Regions from separate parts of the Mus musculus genome. Here region 2 is linked to region 1. A link is a loop called in an ENCODE intact Hi-C map of the cell type or tissue named here. Cell type or tissue: left cerebral cortex. All regions are shown on one strand. Links, peaks and the distances in the headings refer to the core of each region. The heading gives the core; the rest is flanking DNA. Region 1 has its middle 32 kb from the start of Rrm2. Region 2 overlaps 2900060N12Rik (RIKEN cDNA 2900060N12 gene).

Region 1 (10,514 bases), core at 3,328-8,327:
GTGCCTGTGGATAGGTGGCAGTTGCTAGGTGGTAGCTCTTGTGACAGCGATACCTGGTGGCCTATTCCAATGCCTGGCTCTACTTTCTCAGTGACAACCTGTGGGTGGAAAGCAGAGAGCAAGGAGGCCAGGCTGCTTTCCCTCATGGTGTGTCTCATGTACAAGTGGTCCTTCTCCGTGGTGACATGAACTAATGATTTTCTCATATATATTCCCTTTATTTTACATGCATTTATGGTTTTTTCATATATATGTTCCCTTTATTTTACATGCTTTGGTGTTTTGCCTGTGTGTATATGTCTGTGAGGGTGTTAAGAATTCCTGGAACTGGAATTGCAGACAGATGTGAATGCTGGGAATCGAACCTGGGTCCTCTGGAAAAATAGCCAGTGCTCTTAAATGCTGAGCCATCTCTCCAGCTCCCAGACTTGGGTTTCTGTCTGAAGGGACTCTATATTTTAACTTGATGAGTCTTAGCAAGTCTTTTTTTGTATGTCTGTGTATTCAAGTGTGTGCTTGTGCAGGTGCACATATGTGTGACTCTCAGAAAGACCTCAGATGTCATGTCATTCTTGAGGTTTCTAGCCTTGCTCCACCCCACCCTTCCCTTCCCTTCCCTTCCCTTCCCTTCCCTTCCCTTCCCTTCCCTTCCCTTCCCTTCCCTTCCCTTCCCTTCCCTTCCTTTTCTCCTTCCTTTCTTCCTTCTCTCCCTTCTCAGCTCTTTCTCCATCTCTTGTTCTTTCCCTCCCCTCCCCTCCCTCCCTCCCTCCCTCTGTCAGGGTCTCTTACTGGCCTATAACTTACCAAGTAGGCTAGTCTTGCTGGCCTTCAAGCCTCAGAGATCTGTCATTGCTTCCTCCATGCTAGGATTACAGGTGTGAGACACATTGCTGCTGTAGCCTCTTCCTCCTCCTCCTCTTCTTCTTCCTCCTCTTCCTCCTCCTAATGTGAGTTCAGGGGATTGAATTCAGGTCCAGTAAGCACTTCACTGTATCTTCAGCTGAGGGTTCAGTACGCTTTATTGAAGGTAAGAAACACATTAAAGCTTTTACAAAGTATTATCTCCATTCTGGTCCATTGGGTGGCTTTCTTACCCAGCCCAGGCCTACCAGCCTGGGGATGTCACTGTCCACAAGGGTGTGAGCCATCCTATATTAATTAGCAATTAAGAAAAGAACACACAGGCTAATCTAATCTGGCTAGCTCTTCAGTTGAGGTCCCTTCTTCCCAGGTGACTCTATGGGAGGTATGTGGGAATACTTTTAAATTGTAACCATTTTCAGTATGTTTGTACAGTCCCCTCTGATGATGAGGACATTGCTTGGATGCTCTCTGTAGTGATGGGCCCTCTAATTTGCCCTCAGGAGAACCCTGTGAGGTAGGTATAATTATGCTGGTGTACAAGTGCAGGGGCAGGTTTGGAAGTCATTCAATAGGCTGGGTGACTGACACATCACTGAAGCTGAAACTCTCTAGGCCACTCAGTGGCTCCCACAGCCTGCAACCACTGCTCTAAGCAAACCCCTGATGGGAATTTAGACCTGTGCAATACGATACTCTACCACTTTAAACTGTCTTGGGTAGTTCTGTGCTGAGCTATTCCCCCATTCTGTTGGCTGCCCTCTCTCCTTTTTGAAGATCTATTTATCATTTATGTAGTGTTCTGCCTGTACGTATGCCTGCAGGCCAGAGGAGGGCACTAGATCTCATTATAGATGGGTATGAGCCATCATGTAGTTGCTGGGAATTGAACTCAGGACCTCTGGAAGAGCAGCCACTGCTCTCAACCTCTGAGCCATTTCTCCAGGCCCCTGTTGGCTTCCTTTTGATGTTTAAATCTACATTCTGGAGTTGTATGGGAAGGTCAGTCAGTAAACTTGGTTTTAAGCATAGTTTTCACATCTGGAATGAGAGCCACCCTGCCCAGGGAGGGCAGCATCCTCACCACACCCAGTTTAGGATGGAGCAGCTCTGAAGATCACAAAGTTTGTATTCTGGTTTACAGTTTTCAGCCTTTTTTGCTTCACTCTTGATTCATTTGAAGTTCAAATTTGTTCAGATTTTTTCTTTTTCTTTTTCGAGATAGGGTTTCTCTGTATAGTCCTGGCTGTCCTGGAACTCACTCTGTAGACCAGGCTGGCCTCAAACTCAGAAATCCGCCTGCCTCTGCCACCCAAGTGCTGGGTCTAAAGGCGTGTGCCACCACTGCCCAGTGCTTGTTCAGTTTTTAAAGTCAGTAAATGACACACAAGCTCGGAACTGAAAGAGTCATTCATTCATTCATTCATTCATTCAGTCAGTCAGTCAGTGGCCAGTGATGTGCTGCTTTGTGTTGCCGTCCAGTCTATAGAGATGACCCTGCTTGACCCCTGACCAAATCTACAGATGGAAAGATGATGTAATGTGGAAATAAAAAGGAACTATGAGGACTGGAGAGATGCTCAGCAGTTAAGAGCACTGACTGCTCTTTGAAAAGTCCTGAGTTCAATTCCCGGCAGCCACATAGTGGCTCACAACCATCCGTAATGAGATCTGATGCCCTCTTCTAGGGTGTCTGAGGACAGCTACAGTGTACCTACATTAAATAAATAAATAAATAAATAAATAAATCTTTTTTTTTAAAAGGAACTATGATCAATGCAGGCAGAGGCCACTGGAGCAGAGCAGGGTGTACCTGCATTTCCAGCATGACCTAGAATGTGAACTTTAGTCACCTATACCCTTTGGCCACAGGCACTGGAACAACCAGGACACTGAACAGGTTCGTTGTACTCAGGGGCTGTGAAGCTTATCAAGAAACCATTTCCTGGGGCTGGAAGGATGGCTCAGTAGTCAAGAGCACTTGCTACTCTTGCCAAGAACCGGAGTTTGATTCCCATCACCAGCATGGTGGCTCACAGCTGCCTGGGACTGCAGCTTCAGTGGATCCAAAGCCCTCTTCTGATGTCAAAGGGCACCAGACATATGCACAGGTCACACACACACACACACACACACACACACACACACACACACACACACACACAGCACATATTTAGGTGATACACACATACAGGTATCCATATATGCAGACAAAATACCCATATACACACAAAAAAATAAATCTAATTTTTTATTGAAAGTTTGTTCCATGAACATTTCTCTCCCAAGCACGTTTGTCCATTCACCTTTTACTAGCCACATAGCTCTTTTCTTCCCATATGAGTGCCCATCCTCCCCACCTTCCTTAGAACATGGATTCAGAGCTATTATAATCTACCTCTCAACTTGCAGTTCCTAATACACTTAAGAAAAACCCTCTTCTGAGTTAGTATCGACTGAACTACAAAGGCAGCTCTAACATCTATTGATCAGAGTTGGGGATCCAGCCTACCTGGGGAGCTATCAATGGTGCCCCAGAGGAGGAAACATCTTGGCTAAATCCTACAGGATGAGTCACAATGTCAGTGTGTTGATGGGTGAGCAACTGTAGAGGAAGTACCCAGAGGGACAGAGCCTCAACATAGGCAGGACTCAGATAGGGCATGGAGTGTGCTGGGGACAGGAGTAAGTAGAAAATACCATCTCGTGCTTCTGGAAACAGAGGAAGGTGACTGGGAGGGGACAGGAGGCCACCAAGAGCTCGTATATAGATGCTCAACTTCTTCTGGAGATTTGTGGCAGGAGCACAATGCAGGCCTAGAGAACATCCTGTTTATGGAGGTGAAGTCAAGCCGGAAGATGAAAAGCTAAAAGGACCGATTTCAACGGAGAAGTCAGTGATGTCACAGGGGCTGGAGAGATGGCTCAGTGGTTAAGAGCACTGATTACTCTTCCAGAGGTCCTGAGTTCAATTCCCAGAAACCACATGGTGGCTCACAACCATCTGTAATGGGATCCGGCGCCCCTTTCTGGTGTGTCTGAAGTCAGCAATAGTGTACTCATATACATAAAACGAATAAAAAGAAAGAGAAAGAAGGTGGACCAAAGGTGTTCAGAGCATGAGGGACAGGATCTGGAGGAGCATGTGCAAGGGGCACGAGGGACCAACAGGCAGTGGGAACCAGGAATTGAGAATTATCTGAAGAATGGTCTGTACAGACAGACAGGTGGCCCAGTAGGACTGAGGAAATTCTATCAGGTTTCGGAGAAAAAAGACCTTGGAGAGCTCAGATTTCTGTAGGAAGATGGAAACAGGTGGGCAGGTCAAAATAGACTGCCAGTCCCTGAATAGAAAATACTTAAAGTGGAAAAAGAGGAGGGAAGAGGAATGGGGAGGGCAGAGGGCGGAGGGCAGGGGGAAAGCTTTCTATATACGTTTGGTCAAGTCTGAGCATGTGAAAGACCATGCTGGAGAGAGGGAAAGACTGAGCAGAAGCAAGATTGGTCAGACAAAACGCCCAGGCTGCAGTTGGTGGCCCTGAGCTGAGCCAGGATGGCCCAGGGCACACCACACAGGAGGGGAGTGGGCAGGCCTACAGGATGCTCGTGACTCTTTCAGGTGTTGAGCTGAGTGTGAGGGAGGGAGGTGGCACAGACACCAGCCAGGGCATGTGAGAGGAAGGTGAGATTGAGGTGGCTCTGGGTGTAGATAAGAGAGGAACCAAGGCAGCCAGGCTAGGAACTGCAATCCAGATCCCTTGTAGCTGTGTGTATTCCTCTTGCAGGCCGTTCTGGGTGTGGAGGCAGAGACAGAAGCCTGCAGGGTTAGCTTGTACTCATGGTCACATGATAAGCAAGACACAAAGATAAGAAATATTACCAAACTTGTGGTATCCTTGCTCCTGACAGGCAGTGTTCTAAATCTTTTGTCTTTTCTTTTCTTCAAACAGATCTTACATAACCCATGTTGGGCTTGAATTCAAATTCCCTATGCAGTTGTGGATGGCCTTGATCTCCTCATCTTCCATCTCTGCCTCCTAAATGCTTGGATTATAGGCATGGACCACCACTACCACACATGACTCATGATTTTACACACACACACACACACACACACACACACACACAATCTTTATGTGTATGGGTGTTTGATGTGTGTGCCTGGTGCTTATGGAGGTCAGTAGGGTGTACTGAATCCCTTGAAAATGGAACTATGGATGGTTGTGAGTCACCATGTGGATGCTGGGAAATGAACCCAGGTCGTCTGTCAGAGCAATCAGTGCTCTTCAATGCTGAGCCACCTCTTCTTTCCTGATTCTAAATATTTTAAACAAATACCCATTTAGTTTATAGAGGAATGGATACAGAAAATGTGGTACACTTACACAATGGAGTACTACTCAGCTATTAAAAACAATGAATTCATGAAATTCTTAGGCAAATGGATGGAACTAGAAAATATCATCCTGAGGGAGGTAACTCAATCACAAAAGAACACACATGTTTTGTACTCACTGATAAGTGGATATTAGCCCAGAAGCTTGGAATACCCCAGATACAATTCACAGTCCACCTGAAGCTCAAGAAGAAAGAAGACCAAAGTGTGGATACTTCGGTCCTTCTTAGAAGGGGGAACAAAATACCCATGGGAGAAGATATAAAGTGCTGAGCAGAGACCAAAGCAAAGGCCATCCAGAGACTGCCCCACCTGGGGATCCATCCTACATACAGTCACCAAACCCAGACACTATTGTGGATGCCATCAAGTGTTTGCTGACATGAGCCTGCTATAGCTGTCTTTTGAGAGGCTCTGCCAGTGCCTGACAAATATAGAGGAGGATGCTTGCAGCCATCTATTGGACTGAGCACAGGGTCCCCAATGGAGGAGCTAGAGAAAAGACTGAAGGACCTGAAAGGGTTTGCAGCCCCATAGGAGGAACAGCAATATGAACCAACCAGTACCCCCAGAGCTCCCAGGGACTAAACCACCAACTAAAGAGTCCATATGGAGAGACTCATGGCTCCAGCTGCATATGTAGCAGAGGATGGACATCAGTGGGAAGAAAGGCCCTTGGTCCTGTGAAGGCTCGATGCCCCAGTGTAGGGGAATGCTAGGACCAGGAAGAAGGAGTGGGTAGGTTGGTGAGCAGGGGGAGGGAGGATGGGATAGGGGGTTTTCAGAGGGGGAAACCAGGAAAGGGGATAACATTTGAAATGTAAATAAAGAAAATATCTTTAAAAAAAAAAGAAGAAGGACTAGTTAGAACTAGTATTATAGACTTGTTAGTATTAAGGATTAGTTAGTATTACACCATTTTTTTACGCATTAAGACATCAAGGCACGGGGCTGGTGAGATGGCTCACGGACTGCTCTTCCAAAGGTCCTGAGTTTAAATCCCAGCAACCACATGGTGGCTCACAACCATACATAATGAGATCTGGTGCCCTCTTCTGGCGACAGAAGAGAGCTACAGTGTGCTTATTTATAATAATAAATAAATCTTTGGGCTGGAGCAAGCAGGGACTGAGAAAAAGGGGGCCGACTGGAACGAGCAGAGGTCCTAAATTCAATTCCCAACAACCACATGAAGGCTTACAACCATCTATACAGCTACAGTGTACTCATATACATAAAATAAACAAATACATCTTTAAAAAAAAAAAAGTCATTGAGGCACAGAGAAATCAAGAATCTGTCCCCAGGCACCCAACTCCTGAGTGTCATAGTCCTAGTTCAGGCTGTTGGGCCCAAGACCTGTCACACTGTGCCTGGCACTGGCCTCCTTCATTTTCCTTCAGCAGGTCAAGGTATCTGCTTCAGTCCCCATCCAATGAAATGGCAAGAACTCAGTCTCAAACGGTGTATTCCCCTCCCCCATAATTCCTGTGAATGCCTGCAGCCTTTCTTCATGGTTATGGCTATACCCAAGACACTGGTGTGATAGGGCGTGTGAGTTTGGGGTGAGGGGATGTGTGCACACTGAGTACACATGGAACACTGAGATGTCCCTGTCCTTGAAGCTTCAGTCATGGTCCCTGTGTGTCACAGTGCTCTTTGGCCCTAACCTCCAAGTGGCTGCATCCTGACAGAAAGTTCAGCTTCCTGCTTCCCTCTTGGATACCTTGTCAACATTTCTCCCTTCCCCCTCAGGATTCTATAAATTTTAACCCTTTGTGTCTATTTCTGTTCATGGGCATACCTGCTTTCCTGGCCAATATCTGGTTAGAGTTGTGTTTCACCTTTGACCTGGAGCTGGGATAGGCTTTGGTTTATGCCACCAAGGGATCTGGGGCTTCTGGGCCACTGTGTGCCACTGGGATTAAAGTAAAAGCCTTCAGGTGCACTATCAGCCCAACTAGGCCATCCTTGGCTACTGTACAGACTGCCACTGACTTGGCTCCTAGGGGTGTGGGAAGGCCCTGATGTTCCTATGCTCCTGGGCAGTGTGGTCTGAGAAGGAAGGCTCAGGCTGGAGAGCTCTCATGTGAGCATATCTGGGAGTGGGCATTCAACAAGGCCAGTCAGACCCCAGAGCTTTCAGGGAACATGGCTTGAGCTGAGACTAGGCCATCATCTCCACAGGACTGAGTGAGCCCTGGAGGGTCAATCAGGGTCAGTGCTGGCAACCAAGAGGACAGAGTACCACCTAGTAGTAATACAGCCAAGGCCTGTATTTCATACTGGGAGAATGTTCTAGAATCTCACATGCATTGAAGACCTGGTGAGAGCCACCCTAGTCTTAGAATACCTTCATTGTGTGCCAAATGGTGGTGGTACACACCTTTAATACCAGCACTTGGGAAGCAGAGGCAGATGGATCTCTGAATTCAAGGCCTGATCTATAGAGCAAGTTCCAGAACAGGCAGGGCTACACAGAGAAACTGTCTTGGAAAAAAAAAAAAAAACCAAACCAAACTTTCACTGCAGTGAAAGTTATATCCACTCAGAGGTACCAATTAGGGATGGGCTATTTATGCAATAAAGTGTGTTGAATTGTAGCCACCACCCTAGCCCTGCTGTGCACACCCTGCCTCAGTTTCTGTAGCTGCTCTGGCGTGGGAAGGTGTGGTGGGGGCAGGGCTTCCGCTGCTCTGGCTCTGAGTAAGGTGGTTCTGAGCACCCAGGAACATGGAGACTCCCCACATCCAGGCTCCTCACAGCTCACCTCTGCCCCAGTGCGTCTGATTCTGTAAAGTCAGACTTTCATCCCCTGCTTCTTTAGAAAAAAAAAAAAATCCTGATGGGCCTCAGGAACACAAATCTGATAAAATCACTATCATGGACTCATGATTTACTTTTTATTATTTTGCTACTACAAGCATGGCTCTACCAAAATAGCTACCTGCCTTGTGTTAAAAGTAAGGTAAGAATATTGCATCTTGGCCTTTTGGCCAAGGCCAAGTAAAAAAAGAATTCAGGGGCTTAGGTAGTAGAGCCTGCTGCATAAGCTTGAGGAGCCAAGTTTGGTCCCCTCCCCCATCGGCCATGTGAAAAGCTGGGTATAGTGGTCCATGTCTATAATCCTTTTTCAGGAGATACGAGGTGGGAGAGGTAGGTGGGTATCCAGAAACTAGTCAGTCACTATGCTATTCCAGTCTCCTCCCCTTGACTCTGCAACATCAGGCACATACCATATCCTTCTAACTCTTCCAGCAGGGCTAAGTACACAGCATTGCACATCTCCGATCCTTCAGTTAGTTAGTGCTGATCCAACAAGACAGAGTTCATATTAACAAAGATCAGGGGAAACATACCTCATCTGTGAAGGAGGTAACTGAGTCCCAGAGTCCTCGGGAGACTGGGATATTAGACCACTGGCTTGTGACTGCATCCTAGAGTGGATAGGGAGAGACCCTAATTAGCTACCCTCTGAAGGCCCTTCAGCTGTGGTTGTTTGGAGCGTGGCTTTTCCCAGCAGGCTTGCTTGGGGCCTTTGGGGTTTGAGCTATGTCATGGGTCAGGAACTGAGGCTTTCCCTGGAGGCACAAACTTGGCCTTCAGTTTGGAGGGGATTAAATCACCACTTCACTGGTGGGTGGGCTCTGGGCACAGTCTGAGTGCTTAAGAGGCAGCAAGAAGCTTGAGGCTCTCAGCAGGGAGCCTAGACAGTCTTTCAGATGCTCTGGATATGAGCTCAGGCACTCCAGACACGTGACACCATCTGTGTGCCATGACACCTCAGGGACAATGTGCCAGGATAGATAGTGAGGCAGCAGCAGACTACCAAGTGAGCTGCTTCAGGACTTGGGCAAGGGTTGCAGGATCTCTAGCCTATTAAAGCCTGACTGAGGGCTTTGTTTGTAAAAAGAAAGATGGTGGCCAAGTGGAAGTAAAGACTAGGTCAAGATTGCAAGAACTCCTACTCACCTGCCCTTGTTGGTCATTTGGAGATTTCTGCCAAGATGGGGGCTCATGGAGTTGATTCCATCTGGCCTGAGAACCTGTACCCTGGAGCCAGACCTGGTGGCAAAGGACTGCAATCCCACTGTCTTAGTTAGGATTCTCTAGAGTCACAGAACTTATAGAATGTCTCTATATACCAAGGGGATATATTGCTATGACTTACAGTCTATAGCCCAATTAACCCAACAATGGGCAGCTGTGCATGGGAAGTCCAAGAATCTAGTAGTTGCTCTGTCCCACGAGGGTAGTTGTTTCAGCTGGTCTTCTGGATAAGCTGAAATCCTGAAGAAGTGGGTTTCAGCAGATGTACTGGCAAGTGAGTGCGAGCAGGTAAAGAAGAGTGTGTCTTCCTTCTTCCGATGTCTTTATGTAGGCCTCCAGCAGATGTGGCCTAGATTAAAGGTGGGCACCACCATGACTGGATTTGGAACTTGTTCTGTCCCAGGCTGGCCTTGAACTCAGAGGTCTGCTTGCCTCCGTCTCCTGGGATTAAAGGCGTGTATGTACTACCCTGTCTGTGCCCAAGCTTTTCCTGGCCACTGTGCTTCAAGATCTGGATCCCAGGTGTGCCCTCCATTTCTGGATTGTAGTACATTCCAGATGTAGTCAAGTTGACAACCAAGAATAGCCACCACACTCAGCTACAGACCACATTTGAGGCAAGAGCATTAAGTCAGGTCTGACTGGGCTACTGAGTCAGTTCAAGGTGAGCCTGGGTAACTTGATGAGACCTTGTCATAAAATACAAAGCAGACGGGGATAAAGCTATTGCTCAGTGGTAGCATGCTCACCTAGCATTACAAAGCCCTGAGAATTGCCATAAACAAACAAACGATGAATACCTGTACACAGGAAGCAGGTGGGAGAGGAGGGGACAGCTCCAGATTCTGTCTTTCTGAGCATGGTATTTCAAGTATTAACTGGGTTCTTCTGGGACCTTTGTTCCTTAGGAAGCCCAAGGGGGAACCGGGTATCTCCTGTCCCAGCACTCTTCTGCTGGGATAAACAACACTCCCTTTCATATTTTCAGTTTAGTGTAAGCTTGTGTGTCCATCCTGTATTCTGTTTAATTGTGCTAAGATTTCAAGTTTCCTTGTGGATCCTCAGCCTGGGCTCTGCCTAAGTGAAACCCAACTGTATCTGATGGGATTCTCTGTCATGTCCAGCCCACCCTATAGTGAGAATAAGCATCCAGAGAGTCAGTGTGGGAGGCCAGGACACACTCAGGGATGTCACAGGGACCTGCTAT
Region 2 (10,514 bases), core at 2,835-7,834, 83 kb after region 1:
AATGGAGGAGCTAGAGAAAGTACCCAAGGAGCTGAAGGGGTCTGCAACCCTATAGGTGGAACAACAATATGAACTAACCAGTACCCTCAGAGCTCCTGTCTCTAGCTGCATATGTATCAGAAGATGGCCTAGTTGGCCATCATTGGGAAGAGAGGCCCCTTGGTTTTGCAAACTTTATATGCCCCAGTACAGGGGAACGCTAGGGCCAAGAAGTGGGAGTGGGTGGGTAGGGGAGCAGGGCGGGGGGGGGGGAGGGTATAGGGGACTTTTGGGATAGCATTTGAAATGTAAATGTTAATAAAAAATGAAAATAAATAAAATAATTCACAATGGTGTGAACAAACAAACAAACAAAGAAAAAGAAATAAAGTTCAGAGAAAACTATCATAGTTTCTAATTGTCGAAGCTCCTATAACATGTATTAGAGTAGGACTGGAAAGCTATGCGATGTGCATGACACACAGGGTACTTTAGAGTCTCTATAGCTACAGTTCTCAACTTGTAGGTTGTGATTCCTTTGGGAGGGGGTCTAATGACCCTTTCATGGGGGGTCACCTAAGACCATCAGAAAACACAGGTATTTATGATTCATAACAGTAGCAAAATTAAAGTTATAAAGTAGCAATGAAAATAAGTTTATGGCTAGGGGGTCACTACAAGCTGAAGATCTGTGTTAGAGAGTCACAACATTAGCAAGGTTTGGAAGACTGCTTTGCAGTTATGCACCCATGATCTTTTGTTCACACAGACATCCCCTCTTCTTGATAGTGCAGGGATGCTGTCTTGCTATTCTCTGATATTCTTGGTGGTTAGCACAGGGCCTGATATCTGTTGAAACCTAACTTAACATGTTTTAATAAACAGATCAGTGAATAAGAACCAATACTCATTACATTTAAAAATATTCCCCAACTCAACAACTTGTCCAAATATGATAATGTGGTTTCATCTTGGTTTTGTCACCTGTGGATGTTTTAAAGACCAAAGCAGTGTTCCTAAAATTTCTAATGTCAACTAAAACCAGTTCTGTATAACTGTTTGGGCTGTATTCAATTTGCTTAATTCTCTAGATGGAGTCAGAAGAATCATAATACCGGGAGGAATATTCTTCTGCATAGTTTGTTCTGTGTCAAGTTTGACTCTAGTCACCCTCCCCTGTCTCCCTGCACTTGTGCATTCTCTTGGGTATTTCAACTTGCATTGGCAAGACAGCAAACAAAACGTACATTGCTGGTCTTGTTCTCATTATTTAGCTTGTGTTAAAGCTGCTAGAATTATTGAACTAGTGTTGAGAAGATTGTTCTGGACATTGAGTTTAGAAACAGAATTCTGACTGAAAGTTTAATTACTATGCTTTCTGGCTGTAGCTCCTACACTGTGCAGTAGAAATGTAAATGTGGGCGCATGGGGTGGGGAGGAACTTTACAGACTGTACATTCCCACAATCTTTTCTGTTAGCATAGATACTCTGCTTTTATTGAGGGGACAGTGAGGCTGTCTTGAGCTATTTAAATATGGGAGAGAGTCGTGTTCCACTTCATCATTAACAGGTAGTGATGATTCATTTTGCTCCATTTCTTCCCCAATTAGTTCCATATACATTTAAAAAATGTGTATGTGTAGTCTGCTGCATGTATGTCTGTGGGACACACATGTGAAGTGCCCACAAAGGCCAAAAGAGGGGCATCAAATACCCTAGAGCTGGAGTTACAATTGTTAGCTACTATGTGGATGCTATGAATCAAACCTGGGTCCTCTGGGAGAGCTGCCCGTGCTCTCAATAGCTGACTCACCTCTCCAGACTCCTTCAATAGATCTCTGATGTTTGGTTTTCCCAATAGGGGAGAATGTCTGGTTCATATCTAAGCAGTCAATTATACCCTTTGCTCATCAGATGAGACCTCTGCCCAGGGTACAAAATAGATTTTCCCTTCTCCTAAAATTTTTATTATATTTATTTGTGTGTGTGTATCTGTTTGTGAGCATGTGTGTGCTATGGCACAAGTGTAGAGGTCAAAGGACAAACGGTTCTTTGTCTCCACTGCTTGGGGCCCTGGGATTGAATATTTCACATTCTACAGAAACAGCATTAAATTGAAGAAATAATCACTTTGCCAAGCTCAGGTCCACATTATGACCCACTGCCCAAGTTTTCAGAGATAGTATTAACGTTTCTAGCACATTTGCAATATGTCAATTTGTAAACAACTCTAAATAAAGCACATTTCATCTTTAGAAACTAGAACTTATTTCAATTTGAAAATGTGGAGGATTTATATTGTGTATATTTTAAGTGAAGATCTTTTTTTCTTCACTAAATTGTTTGCCTGAAAAAATGTTCACATTCTCGATTTGACAAGTACCTTTATTTGAAATATGCTTGTATGTTCACATCCTATCTGAAAGGGGTAGGCTTTGAAATACTCACATAAATTGTCTCAGACATTAAGTAAGCTATATCTTTGTAAAGAAATCTTGATACAACTTTGGAAATAGTAAACGTGTTTTAGACTTAAATCTCAATGTTGCTCATGTGTAACGTGAAATATTTTAAATTACAGTGCTACATGTGTATTTGTTTCTGTTTTTCTTTTAAACTATATGGATGTATAAGAATGCTTGTGCTATAAGCATTAGGACTTGAGTTTGAATCCCCAGCCCCCATATAAAAGCCAGACTTGGTGCCTTTTACCCCAGCCCTGGGGAGATGGGGGATGGGGGATGGAGACAAGTAGATCCCAGGAGCTCCTTGGTCAGTCAGCCCAGTCAGACAGCAAGCTTCAGTTCAGCAAGAGACCCTGCTTTAAAGGAAAAAAGCAGAAAGCCATAGAAGACACCCAACATCCCCTTCTGGCTTTCGTATGTACACACATGGTGTCTGGAACCCCCACTCCACACACAAACTGACTACAGCCTTGCTCTGTAGCTCATGACCTTCCAGTCTCAGTCCTGAGACTACAGGTGGCACCATCATAGCGTAATCTGAAATTCTCAACAAATATAAAACTATAAATTTAGCCGGACGTGGTGGCGCACGCCTTTAATCCCAACACTGGGGAGGCAGAGGCAGGTGGATTTCTGAGTTCGAGGCCAGCCTGGTCTACAAAGTGAGTTCCAGGACAGCCAGGGCTATACAGAGAAACCCTGTTTCAAAAAACCAAAACCAAATCAAAACAAAACAAACAAAAAAAACCCAACCCCCCCGAAAAAACCAAAAAAAACCCAACAACAACAACAAAACAAAACAACAACAACAACAACAAAACCAAAAAAACCAAAACCTATAAGTTTACCATGTGCATATTTAGAAAATTCTGACAAATGAATTCACATTCTATTAAGTAGCATTATGACTTATGGTGTACAAAGTTGTTTAGTAGGCACTGAATTTTATTAAAGTGCAGTTCAAAGAGAGTCTTTAACATATACAGATGTGACTCAGGGTGATGTTTATCTGGAATTCTTTGTTCCATGTGCATTTTAACATCAGTTATGACAGAGTGTCCTTATAATTATAGTGGAATCCACTATTTCAGAAAAACCTGCTTAGCAGGCTATAACAATTACTCCTGCCTTTGGGAATATTTAATATTTGGTGGCAATAATGTTGCTGCCATGAGATTGGCATCGATTCTGTGAATGCCAGGAGCTTTAGGTGGACCTCATAATTCTTAATGCTTATATTTCGTAATTGTTTTATCTGGGTAATATGTGAGCGTGGCAAGCAATGGGCTAGGTGATGGGCGTAGCTCCCCCACATACATTAAGGTAGCTCTAAGTATCTGTATCACTTGCTTGTTTCATTAAATAATTTCTCATAAACTCCAGTGTGCGAAATTTTACTTATACTATTAAATCTTCAATGATAGATATATACATGTATGTATATATATATACACACATGTATATATATGTATATATGTATGTATATGTGTGTATATATATATACATATATATATATACATAAAATCTAAAAACATTTGATGAGAAATTTTGAAGAAAAATTATAAATTAAGAGAAGGCTGTAAGATATTGAGAATGTTATTGAGAAGATCTGGGAAATGGAGACAGGAAATAAATAACAAGTCAGGAGTTCCAACATGGTACAACTAAGAACTATGCAAGCTGCTTTCTGGTGGAACTGGAGGAGGATGGCAGCTACCCTAGCAGCTACTGGTGGAGCAGGCCTAGGGGTGGAGGGGCCATCACCCAAACTGGGAAAACCTGAAAGTCTAAAGAGAGATCCTTATCATGGCTGTGTGATTTAGCAGGGTGTGGCTCTGGGGGAGGAGCTACAGAGGATCTCCAGAACCACCACTGGGTCCCACATCACCAAGCTGATGGTTGGCAGGCTGACCACATCTTCTCTGGCTACTTAAGCTCAGCAGCTGACGTCATGCAGTAACGGATGTTTTCAGTTATCAGCTTGGTTTCCTCAGCATTGAATTGAAAGAACCTCCACTGGTATACACAGCAGCTAATTGCTTTATTTTTATTTCTGTGTTTTGGGTGTTTTGCCTGCACACCCGTTTATGCACCAAGTACATGTGGTGCCTGAAGGGGCTAGAAATGGGCATCTGAGTTTTGTGAGGCACCATGTGGGTGCTGAGGATCAAATCTTGGTTCTCTGGAAGAGCAGGTAGTGGCGTTAACCACTGACACGTCCCCTTTAAAGACTTGATGCCAGAGGTCATCATTACAGCTGCTACACTGGAGGCAGCAGGCAGGTACACTCAGTGGGGGTATGATAGCTTAGTAGTCCTTTGCCTTGGGAGGCTTGTGTCTTACTGTATAGCCCAAGATAGCCTAGAACTCAAGCTTTTCCTGCCTTGGCCTCCCAAACAGGCTACAGGGCCCAGCTAAGCATCAATGGCAGCACTGGAATTTATAGGAAAATGCTTTCAAAACTTTCAGTGAACACTGGTTTCAATTTAGAATTCTAGCTCTAGCTCTGGCAAATGCTATGAAAGGGTATGTCCCCATGACCCCTCCCCTCTGAACAGTCGTATGCTGCTGACACAGGAAGGACCCACTTACAAGCTTCTGGGCAGTAGGTGTTCTGCAGGTACCGAGGTCCATCCAGCAAACTCCCCAAGTATCTGTGAGTGCTTGGGAATGACCCATGAAAAATGGGAAAGCCACAGCCTAGACATTCTAGTCCTGCTTTGATTTCTCTCCAGAAATCTGCCTCGCTCTGAAAGAGATAATCCTAATGTATTACTGCCTTCTTGGGTTCTATCAGACATACTTGAGTCTATTTTATTTGTCTGCTAATTTATCTTTTGATGACACTTAAGTAACTCCAGAGGGAACAATTTTAAGTGCTCTCTCAGAGGACTATCTAGGGACCAGTAGCTGAATACATTTTACATGAGGAATGAGTCACTTTATGCAATAAGACCAAGTTCCTGGCTCCTGTCCTAGAATAACAGGATCATTTCATTAGTTTACTGGCTGGATGCTAACTTAAAATTTTTTTTTGTAGATTTAGAGACAGTATTTACAGAAACACTGTATTAAAGGACAGTGTCTAATGTACCTGAGATTTCCAAAATCTTCAAAATAGTAATTTATGTCTTAAAATGATAGTCCAAATTATATTTATTTTCTTAGGTCTTACCTATGAGATTCTTATGTAATTTACTGTCTATTTACTTTTTTTATTTTTTTTCTCTGAGACAAGGTCTCACTGTGTAACCCTGGGTGTCCTTGAACTCACAGAGATCCACCTGTCTCTGCCTCCTGAGTGCTGGGATTAAAGGCATGCGCCACCATGCCCAGCTGATTTACCTATACTTTAGAGACAGAGTCTTACTATGTAGCTCAATCTGGCTTGTACCTGTGTAGACCACACTGTCTTCAAACTTACAGTAGTCCTCCTGCCTTTACCTCCCCAGAGCTGGGACTACAGGCCTGAGCCATTACTCTTTGCTTGCCTTTTTAAAAATCCTTTTCCTATTGTGTAGGTTATACAAACTCAGAATAGATACTGATAGCCAAAAATAATCAAACACACTGCTGCATGTTTAGCATATAAGAGGAAAAAATAAAACCTAGCTGTCATCCTATTTATTTCTTTAATGTAAAATTTTGCTAGTGTTTTCAGGTGAGGTAGACCAGGACTTTATTGTCTTTTAATAACTTCTTGGTAATTGAAGTCATCGATGTCACACCCTTCTCCCTGACCCCCCTCCGTCCTGCCATTTTAAGTGGGGTAACTGAAGTGTTGTTGGCTTATATCTTTTCCTGGCATATGGCACCACCATAAACATGACAGAGACTGCAAGATCCACCACATCTTTTATAGCAATGACCATTAGTGATGGAAATATTTGCCCAGAGTTGAAAATTTGGCAACTCTTAATCTGAAGTATATAAAAAATTGGGTTCCCATTTTAGAAATGAAATCATTAAGAGCCAAAGAATCAGTTTACACAAAATCAAATAAGTAGATTTCAAACTCAGGGCAATCTGGTTCTAGTTCTCACCTCCTTCACCTGGTGGGGCCTCTCTATAAGCCTATCTCCAGTAGCTCCACAAATTAGGACAGTATTTCAAATGAAAACTGGAGTGAAAGTTTCTCCCTTGACATTTCTAATTTCTTACCTGACCTATGTTTACTTTGGAAGTGGCACCGTCTTACCTATTTATTAGTAACATGGGATTAAGTGTCCTCAGGAACACAGTGCTTCTTTTGTTTCTTAAGGGTGGTATTTGTGTTTTTTTTAAACACTGCCTTGTGATATATATATATATATATATATATATATAGTGTTTTAGGTCTAGATTAGAATTCACACACAAAAACCCAAACAGGAAGAAATATATGCTTTCAGATGGAAAATAAATTAAAAGATAATTTGATGAAACTGAAACCCTGCCTTATCTGATTGTAAGGCATTCATTCCTTAGCGGGTGCCTCATGTACTGGAGAGCCACCTATCCTGGAGAGCAGGTCCTTGGCAAGGGAACTGGGTTAGGTGTGTAACCACAGACGTTATGATTACACAGCAGAGATGGCTCCTGTGTCTTCACTGGTGTTGGTGTTGCAAGTCCCAAATCCAATGTGAGCAACAGAAGGGTTGGAGGGACCTATAGGAAGATGTGCTATTCAACAGGTTCCCCTACAGAAGGTCAGACCTGCTCAGAGCTGCAGGCTTTTAGGGTTAGTTATTACAGACATGAGAGATCTGGCAACAACGAGAGGGCATTAGTGGAGCCCTCTCTTAGTGGACAGTCCAGACTGTGTAGCACAGCAGTGATATGTCAATACATTTCAGGAAGGGAATATCTTAAAATCCAAATAAGCAGAAATAAACAGAAACATCAGGCAGAACTAAGAAAAGTATGGCATTCTTACTAATGCAATTAATGCTTCAGGTGTAATGGATGGTGATAACCTGAGGTGACTCTAAAGCTTTGAAGTTACGATGTTTTGTAATTTAAATGTAAATATCATTATATAAACTTGTGGACACAGAAGAGAATTGTTCAATACCTACAGGTCAGGGCTTAGAATCTGCATCTTTACACCAATAAATGCATTATTTGACTGATTGATTGATTTTTGAGACAGGTCTCACACCATACCCCAAGTTGGCCTGGAACTCACTTTGTAGCTCAGGGTGGCTGCTAACTGGTAACAATTCTGCAGCAGCCTCCCAAGCGCTGGGGTTACAGTCACTATGTCCAGACCGAGGCATTATCTTAAAGGAGATTTAACTCATTCATATAAAAATGAAACAGCCCAGGAGCAGGAGAGATGATTCAGTGGTTAAGAACACTAGCAACTCTTCCAGGATCTGGGTTCAACTCCTAGCGCTCACATGGTGGCTTACAACTGTAATTTCAGTTCAGAGGGATTCAATGTTCTCTTCTGGCCTCATCAGGCACACAACTGATGAACAGACAAGCCCCCCATACACATAAAATAAAAAGAAAACAAGAAACAAATAAAAGGAAAACAGATGTTTTCCCTAAGACACACAGATCTCAAATAGGTATTTGTATAGGTCACTGGAGAATACACATTTCAGAGAAGATTGACTAGGGAACAGAAAATTACAAGTAGCTCTGAAACCCATGGAGCACCTGAAAAGCTCTGCCATTCCCTTGAGAAAAATGGTTTTGTTGCATCTTTCAGCCAAATAAACCTAGGTTAAATATTAGATTCAGAGGGATGGAGGGAGAGATAGAGATGGAGAGAGAGAGAGAGAGAGAGAGAGAGAGCCCTCAAAATTCTTGGGACTCATTCCGTTACAGAGGAGGAGGGAGCACTGAAATCATCTAGTTTGTTCAATATGGAAGCAATGAGACTGTTGGCGGCCTCTAAAGCGGCAGAGTCTGGAGAGCCAGGACCTTTGCTGCATGGGACATCTCTTGTTCAGTCTTCCTTTGTTATTTCATAATTGCAGGATATTAGGTCTTAGAGGTTAACGTTCCCAGGTTAAGCTTACTGTGAGTGCTAAAGGGTGCCATCCAGTTAGCCAACCTTATTATGTACGTAGTTTAACGGCATTCATCTTGAAGTGATTCCAGGATATATAGAGTATAAAATACGCAAAATAATTGCCCAAGAGCTCCACTTTCATGACACATACCATTTTTATACAACAAAAGCAGCTTGGCAGATTATTCATTTCTTCTGAATGGTTTATTCAAAGTTAAAAATAAGTTGAGAAGGGAACATTTTATTGTAGCAATCTTTAATTATCATAGCCATTTCCATTTTCAGAGGCAAGGGCAAGGGAACACTGCTACCCTGTCACTTGTCACCCAAAAAACGCTGCTTGGTACTTCGGCTTTGGCTGAAGTTAGTAACCCTAGTTAAAGATGTGATTTCTATTTTAAGTCCTCTTTACCACTTGAAGTTATTTTTAGAGTTAAAATAATAGTAATATCTTTAAAAATCCAGTCTATTATTAATTCCAAGCTCACAATCACTCTTTACTATTGTAAAGTAGGACAGTTAGCATTATTTACCCTTAACAATGGGAAGCTTAGGGCAGAAAAAGAACTTAAGTGAACTTCTAAAATTCACAGCTATTTGCTGTAATATTTAGGAATAAATTTTAGGTCCTTTGTCTGCCAACTAAGCTTCTGTGTCTTCTAGAAGGAACATTGTGTGTGTGTGTGTGTGTGTGTGTGTGTGTGTGTGTGTGTGTGTGTTTTAACATTAAAAACTGACCTAACCTGGTACTTTGTATTACTCTACTGTCTCATATACATGATGATTTTGCCTTTTGATTATAAGTACCATTTATTTATTTATTTTACAACATCCACACAGTTCCCTGAACACAGTAAGACAGCACTCAATAAATGATTTTAAGAGTTAGGGACATGGGGATTGCTGTCATAGGTTGGCTAGCTGAGGCAGGACAATGAAGAATTACATATAATTCATTCAGTTCTCTCTCATTTAAAGGCTCCTAGTCAAATTAGCAGATACTAGTGGGGAGGCCTCTATCCACTTTATATTCTCATCACTGGTTCTTAACTCAAAATGTTAACTCAACAATCTACTTCCTTATTAAAGACATAAAGATGGAGTATTTTAAAATTTAAGGTGTAGTTGACAAAATATCTGTATTTATAGTATATCACATGATGTCTTAATACATGTATATAGTGAAACTCAGTTAAATCCAGATGCAATAGTTTCATAGGAGAGAAACATTTTTCATTTTTAGAATTACATTAAATTTCTTGAATGGTTAATTTAATACATCAACTTCACTGGGTTGATGAAGGACTGGACAGATAGTAAAATAGTATTTCTGAATGTGTCTATAAGGATGTTTATAGAAAAGATTATTTTTTGAATTGGTAGACTGTGTAAGGAAAATTGCTTTCTTCAGTGTGGGTGGTATCATGATTGAACTGAAAACAAAACAAAACAAAACAAAACAAACCCTCAAAGGTAGAGGAAGAAAAATCTGTTTAAGCTGGGACATCCATATCAACAATTGTGTCAACACTGGTGCAGCTGTCGTTCAGATTCTGAGGGAGTAACAGCTCTTCTGGTCATTAGGCCTTTAGATTTGGACTGGACCTATATACCACGTGCGCTCCTGACTGCTTTGCATAAGGCTTCTATGTCTTTATCATCTCAAGCCAGTTCCTTATAACATACTTTCTTCTATATCTTTTTGTAGATCCTGATTGGTCTATTTTTCTGGAGAATTCTGACTAATGTGGTTGTTTCTAAATGTTACAATGTAACACAGTTGTAAGCTTTTTGTACACAATATTATTACTTCTTTTCTTATATAAGGAAAGTGAGGTTAAAAAGGCTCCAAAATTGGCTAGTAAGTAGTGAAGACAGAAAACAAAACAAAACAAAAACCAACCAACCAACCAACCAAACAAACAAAAAAACCCCAACCAAAACCAAGATCTCCTGACTCTAAAATCTAAGCTATTATTATAGGCCAAGATACTTGACCTATACTCTGACATAAAATTTCTCAGATGGCTCAAATCTTTCCCATTCTAGATGTTAAAATAAATAA

The links. Peaks named below come from ENCODE experiments on the same cell type or tissue, not always from the same donor. Only the 100,000 strongest peaks of a DNase experiment are listed, where the experiment ranks them.
Region 2: a loop joins it to region 1, with 1.8 times the contacts of the local background. A loop is called at or near these places in 2 of 42 quality-filtered maps.

Annotation. Positions count from the first base shown.
Region 1 is chr12:24,735,473-24,745,986 of GRCm38, forward strand. No RefSeq gene overlaps it. Among named protein-coding and RNA genes, the nearest start is that of Rrm2, 32 kb to the left of the region's middle. In left cerebral cortex, for the core only: a CTCF peak has its summit at 6,318 (motif pointing left); no DNase peak of the experiment used is centred there.
Region 2 is chr12:24,818,760-24,829,273 of GRCm38, forward strand. All of the region lies in intron 1 of 2900060N12Rik (RIKEN cDNA 2900060N12 gene), which reads right to left. Among named protein-coding and RNA genes, the nearest start is that of 2900060N12Rik, 7.3 kb to the right of the region's middle. In left cerebral cortex, for the core only: no CTCF peak of the experiment used is centred there; a DNase peak (open chromatin) is centred at 5,388.